Regions from separate parts of the Homo sapiens genome. Here region 1 is linked to region 2. Evidence: chromatin contacts called from ENCODE Hi-C or POLR2A ChIA-PET data. All regions are on one chromosome and are shown on one strand. Each heading gives the region's core, a stretch centred on a gene start or an enhancer-like site at or near the end of the contact. The rest is flanking DNA. Distances are from core to core; before and after follow the strand shown. Region 1 overlaps EPAS1 (endothelial PAS domain protein 1). Region 2 overlaps PRKCE (protein kinase C epsilon).

What was found. Hi-C counts contacts between places; a loop is a spot of excess contacts on that map. ChIA-PET counts read pairs that join two places held with the same protein, here RNA polymerase II (POLR2A). Pooled maps may share reads with other maps.
Region 1: a pooled map shows a loop between it and region 2 (2.8-fold over the local background). The contact joins two enhancer-like sites. A Hi-C loop is called at or near these places in 3 of 168 maps with a recorded cell type or tissue (Panc1, endothelial cell of umbilical vein and heart right ventricle), 1 of 37 single-sample maps with no recorded cell type and 5 of 50 pooled maps. POLR2A ChIA-PET finds 5 or more read pairs at or near these places in 6 of 52 experiments (AG04450, BJ, Caco-2 and 3 more).

The regions. Positions count from the first base shown.
Region 1 is chr2:46,315,638-46,318,337 of GRCh38, reverse strand. All of the region lies in intron 1 of EPAS1 (endothelial PAS domain protein 1), which reads right to left. Among named protein-coding and RNA genes, the nearest start is that of EPAS1, 20 kb to the right of the region's middle. Within about 2 kb of position 1,342, at least 2 of the 41 ENCODE cell types and tissues checked have a DNase peak (open chromatin) inside an H3K27ac peak, as active enhancers do.
Region 2 is chr2:46,062,205-46,064,904 of GRCh38, reverse strand. All of the region lies in intron 10 of PRKCE (protein kinase C epsilon), which reads right to left. Among named protein-coding and RNA genes, the nearest start is that of EPAS1, 230 kb to the left of the region's middle. Within about 2 kb of position 1,326, at least 6 of the 41 ENCODE cell types and tissues checked have a DNase peak (open chromatin) inside an H3K27ac peak, as active enhancers do.

The sequences.
Region 1 (2,700 bases), core at 93-2,592, 250 kb before region 2:
CTGCGATCAGTGATCTTTGATGTTACCACCGTAATTGTTTTTAGGCATAAACTGCACCCATATAAGACAGTGATCTTAATAAATGTTGTGTGTGTTCTGACTGGTCCAGTGATTGTTCCTCTGTGTGCGTGTGTGTGTTTGTGTGTGTGTGTGTGTATCTCTCTCTCCCCCTCCCCAATCCTTCCTATTCCCTGAGACACAACAATATTGAAATTAGACCAATTTTAATAACTCTACAATGGGCTCTATGTGTTCGAATGAAAGGAAGAGTCACATCTCTCACTTTAAATCAAAAGTTAAGGAATGATTAAGCTTAGTGAGAAGATCAAACCAGGCATAATATTCCCTTAAGCCAAAGTCTAATCCAGAGCAAGGCCCTAACTCTCTTCAATTCTAGGAAGGCAGAGCAAGGTAAGGAAGCTGCATTAAGAAAAGTATGAAGCTAGCAGAGGTTGGTTCGTCACATTTAAGGAAAGAAGACATCTCCATAACATAAAAATGCAAGGTGAAAGAGCAAGTGCTGATACATAAGCGGCAGCCAGTTATTTAGAAGATCTAGCTAAGATCATTGATGAAGGTGGCTACACTAAACAGATTTTCAGTGTAGATGAAAGAGCCTTATGCTGGATGAACATGCCATCTAGGACTTTCACTGCAAGAGGGGAGAAGTCAATCCCTAGTTTCAAAGGACAGGCTGACTCTCTTACTAGGGACTAATGCAGCTGGTGAGTTTAAGCTGAAGCCACTTATCATTTACCATTCTGTAAGTCCTAGGGTTCTTAAAAATTATGCCAAATCTACTTTATTGGTGCTCTATCAGTGGAACAACAAAACCTGGATGACAGCACATATGTTTATGTGCTCGTTGTCAATGCACCTAGTTACTCAAGAGCCCTGATGGAGACGCACAAAATTAATGTTGTTTTCATGCCTGCTAACACAAGATCCATTCTGAAGCCCATGGATCAAGGAGTAATTCTGACTTCCAAGTCTTATTCAAGAAATTTTGTAAGGCTATAGCTGCCATAGATAGTGATTCCTAGATGAATCTGGGCAAAGTAAATTGAAAACCACCTGAAAAGAGTTCACCATTCTAGATACCATTAACAGCATTTGTAATTTGTGGGAGGATGTCAAAATATCAGCAGTAACAGGAGTCTGGAAGAAGTTAATTCCAAACCTCACGGATGACTTTGAGGGGTTCAAGACTTTAGTGGAGGAAGTAACTGCAGATGTGGAAGAAATAGCAAGAAAACTAGAAGTGGAGCCTGAAGATGTGACTGAACTGTTGCAACCTCATGATAAAACTTGAACAGATGAGTCAGAGCTTCTTACAGATGAGAAAAGAAAAGTGGCTTCTCAAGATGGAATTTGCTCCTGGTAAAGATGGTGTGAACACTGTGGAAATGACAACAAAGGATTTAGAATATTACATCAACTAAGTTGATAAAGCAGTGGCAGGGTTTGAGAGGATTGACACCAATTATGAAGGAAGTTTTACTGTGGGTAAAATGCTATCAGACAGTATCACATGCTGCAGAGTCTTTCCTGAAAAGAAGACTCTATTGATGTAAAAAACTTCATTCTTGTCTGATTTCAAGGAATTGCCACAGCCACCCCAACCTTCAGCAACCGTCACACTAATCAGTTCTGCAGCCACCGATATGGAGGCAAGAACCTCTCCCAGTAAGAAGATTATGACTCACTGAAGGCTCAGATGATTGTTAGCATTTCTTTTAGCAATAAAATATTTTTAAATTAAGGTATAGACATTGTTGGCCAGGTGCGGTGGCTCATGCCTGTAATCCCAACACTTTGGGAGGCTGAGGCAGGCAGATCATTTGAGGCCAGTAGTTCGAGACCAGCCTGGCCAACATGGCAAAACCCCATCTCTACTAAAAACACAAAAATTAGCTGGGTGTGGCAGCACATGTCTGTAAATCCCAGCTACTCGGGGGTGCTGAGGCACCAGAATTGCTTGAACCCAGGAGGCGGAAGTTGCAGTGAGCTAAGATTGCCCCATTGCACTCCAGTCTGTGCAACGGAGTGAAACTGTGTCTCAAAAAGAAAAAAAAAAAGGGTATGTACATTGTTTTTTAGACATAATGCTAAAATATAAACATAACTTTCATATGCACGAGGAAACAAAAAAAAATCATGTGACTCGTTTTATTGTGATATTCACTTTACTGTAGTGGCCTGGAACGAACCTACAATATCTTAGAAGTATGCCCGTATTCTGTAATTATATATCAATATTCATGATATAGAGAAAAGTATGTTCACCAAAGAGTTAACAGTGGTTATCTCTGGGTGATGGAATTTTGGTGATTTTTATTTTTATCTCCATGCCTTCTTTTACTATGACTTTTTATGGGGAACATGTATATTTTTTATAATCAGAAGAAAACAACTTAGCAACTTTAAAAATAATTTTACAGGAGAGACAATTCATGGAGATAGATGTGTGTGCACATGGTCCCAGGGCCTTCCCAACTCCCCTTGTGCTATAATCTTCCAAAGAATTTGAGGGGGCTCTGCCCCTCTTGCCCTCCACCCTCAGAGCCCAGAGCACCCCTGGGTGACGTTTGCAGATCCCTGCCCTCCCTCTACATCCTGCCCTCGGTCCAGCAGTGTGAGTGAGCTGCTCCTGCACTGGGGCCAGCCATTCAGGGAGCAAGGAAATATTATGCAAGAGCA
Region 2 (2,700 bases), core at 77-2,576:
CCCTTTCCCACTGCCCCAGTCCTTTTCTCCCCACACCCACATGAAAGGACGATACATTCCACAGGCCATGGATGAGCATCAAGTAGCAAAATTCTATAAGACTAAGAATCCCCCAGAAAGAGCCCAAGAGAATTACCAAAAAAACTTCTGTAATTTTGCCTCCAGTCCTAGTTTATTATATGTTACCAGTTTTAGGCCAATGAGGCATTTTCCAACTTCCCTAGTTCGTACTGTCACCAAAATCAGAGTCTAACTATGCTTAGAAAATGCTTCTTTGTATCTCCCTAATTCTTCTTCTATCTAATCTACAAAGGAGATAATATTCAGTCAGACTCTGCTTCTGGTGCAAGCTGCTGATGAAAATCTAAATCCCTCATGCTATGATTTAAGCAGTTATTGCCAAGACTGTCCTTTCTATTACCATCTAATATCATTTATTAAAGAAACCATTAGTGCAAGGAAATCTGATTAATTTGGGATTGCCAATTACTGAGAAGTGAATCATTAACAAATTCATATGAACTTCATTTGCAAATAGAGAACTTTTGAGTGTCGAAGGAGAACGACTATATTTTTAAGGGCAGTTAACAATTTTCTTTTTCTTTTTTTTTTTTTTTTTTTTTTGAGACAGAGTCTCACTCTGTCACCCAGGTGGAATGCAGTGGTATGATCTTGGCTCACTTCAACCTCCACCTCCCAGGTTCAAGCGATTCTCCTGCCTCAGCCTCCTGAGTAGCTGGGATTACAGGCACGTGTCACCATGCCTGGCTAATTTTTGTATTTTTAGTAGATACAGGGTTTCACCATGTTGGCCAGGCTGGTCTTGAACTCCTGACCTCAAGTGATCCGCCCACCTCGGCCTCCCAAAGTGCTGGGATTACAGGTGTGAGCCACTGTGCCCGACCAGTTAACCATTTTCATAGACAGTAAAATACTGTTAGCAAATGAAAGATGTGAGGCCTAACACCTGATGATAGTCAACAACTCTTCGGGCTCAGAGAGGACTGGAATTCTGTGAAGTCATTAGAAATGAATACTCCACCCTTCTCTCAGGTTATTGAATAATCTGTATCTTAAATGACTTTGATAGGAAAATGCTACTCCAATTTAGCCAGAAGAGGAGTCGCTGGTAAGGAGTTGCTGGTAAGGATTTTTACCCCAGAAGGAAGTGGCGATTGGTCTAGCAAAACACTGTAAATCTTTTCCTGCCCCTTGCAAGATGGTCACAGTTGCGGAATTCTCTGCCCTGGGAGCATGCTTGACTTCCATTTTCAAATACAAGGGAAAACAAACAAACTCGAGCTGCTTCACAGAGCCTCAAATAGCTTTTTCCAAAGATGGGCGCCATCCCCCATCAGGTGGGTTTTTGAGGGCCCAGACCACAGAAACCATCTGGGAGTCTGTGCTCAAAAGTTCAGAACAATCCAGAAATTATTTCAGCTGTTTTCATTTTATAAATAAAACAAAAACACCAAGTAGGAACAAACAAACACATGCTTCCATGCGTCTATTTTTAAAAGAAAAGACAGCTCCGCCCCGACTTTTTTTTTTTTTTTCTGTTCAACTTCAGGCTCTTACACATAAAAGTATAACACAATGCTGGAAACTGAAGCAGTTCCAAATTTTCTCCTCCTAGAATATCACCTAGCTATCTAAGCCTAAAGCATTTTAGGTCCTTTGTCTCCTCTTTCTGGCCCTGGATCAACGGAACATAATAACCAGTTGCTATTTCATCAACATCCCCAGGGTCCAACCTTGGCCCACTCAGCTCTGCCTTTCCAACAATCATCGCCCTCTCGTGGCAAAAGCTGTTAACTGCAAGCTACTTAGCAAGTTGACTGCAGATGGAGAATAAAATGATCAGCTTGCCCACTCTGCTTTCTTTCGTGATTTCTAAGAATGCACTTAAAATGAGAAAACTGGAAGATTTGTATGTAATTGATTTAAGTGTAGGAAAACCTACATTAATAAGCTGAGGCCGGGCGCAGTGGCCCATGCCTGTAATCCCAGCATTTTGGGAAGCTGAGGTGGGAGGATCACTTGAGCCCAGGAGTTTGAGACCAGCCTGGCCAACATAGCGAAACAACGTCTCCACTGTAACTACTCAGGAGGCTGAGGCAGGAGAATCGCTTGAACCCCGGAGGCGGAGGTTGCAGTGAGCTGAGATGGTGCCACTGCACTCCAGCCTGGGCCACTGAGCGAGACCATCTCAAAAAAAAAAAAAAAAAAAAAAAAAGGCTGAGCTTTTATACCCTTCAACTCCTACTTAAAAGAATATTGGGGGTGAAGTGGGGGAGGGTTGGTCAATGCATAAACACAGAAAGCAGATTGTTACTGCATTGCAAAGAGCCCCTTAGGTATCACTCTGTCGAACTCTCCTATTTACCTATTAGTCTTCATAGTTTGTGTCTAGTCCTAATCCCCGGGGATGGTTTTAGAATCACAAAAGAGTGTTCTTGGCACACTGGGCTTCTCATGGCTTCCTAAGGGGCACACTTTGAAAGAGAGTCTGACTAATTTGAGTAGGACATATCTGCCCAGGGAGCACCCACAGGGATGACCTGTCACCAGAACACACAAACGACCTCATGCACCGGGCCAGATTTTGTTTCTGAAAGGCTAAAACCCTATCCTCAACAAAAGAGTAGGGGACATGTCTATCGTATTCATTCCCATGCCCCCAGCATCTGACACAGGGCT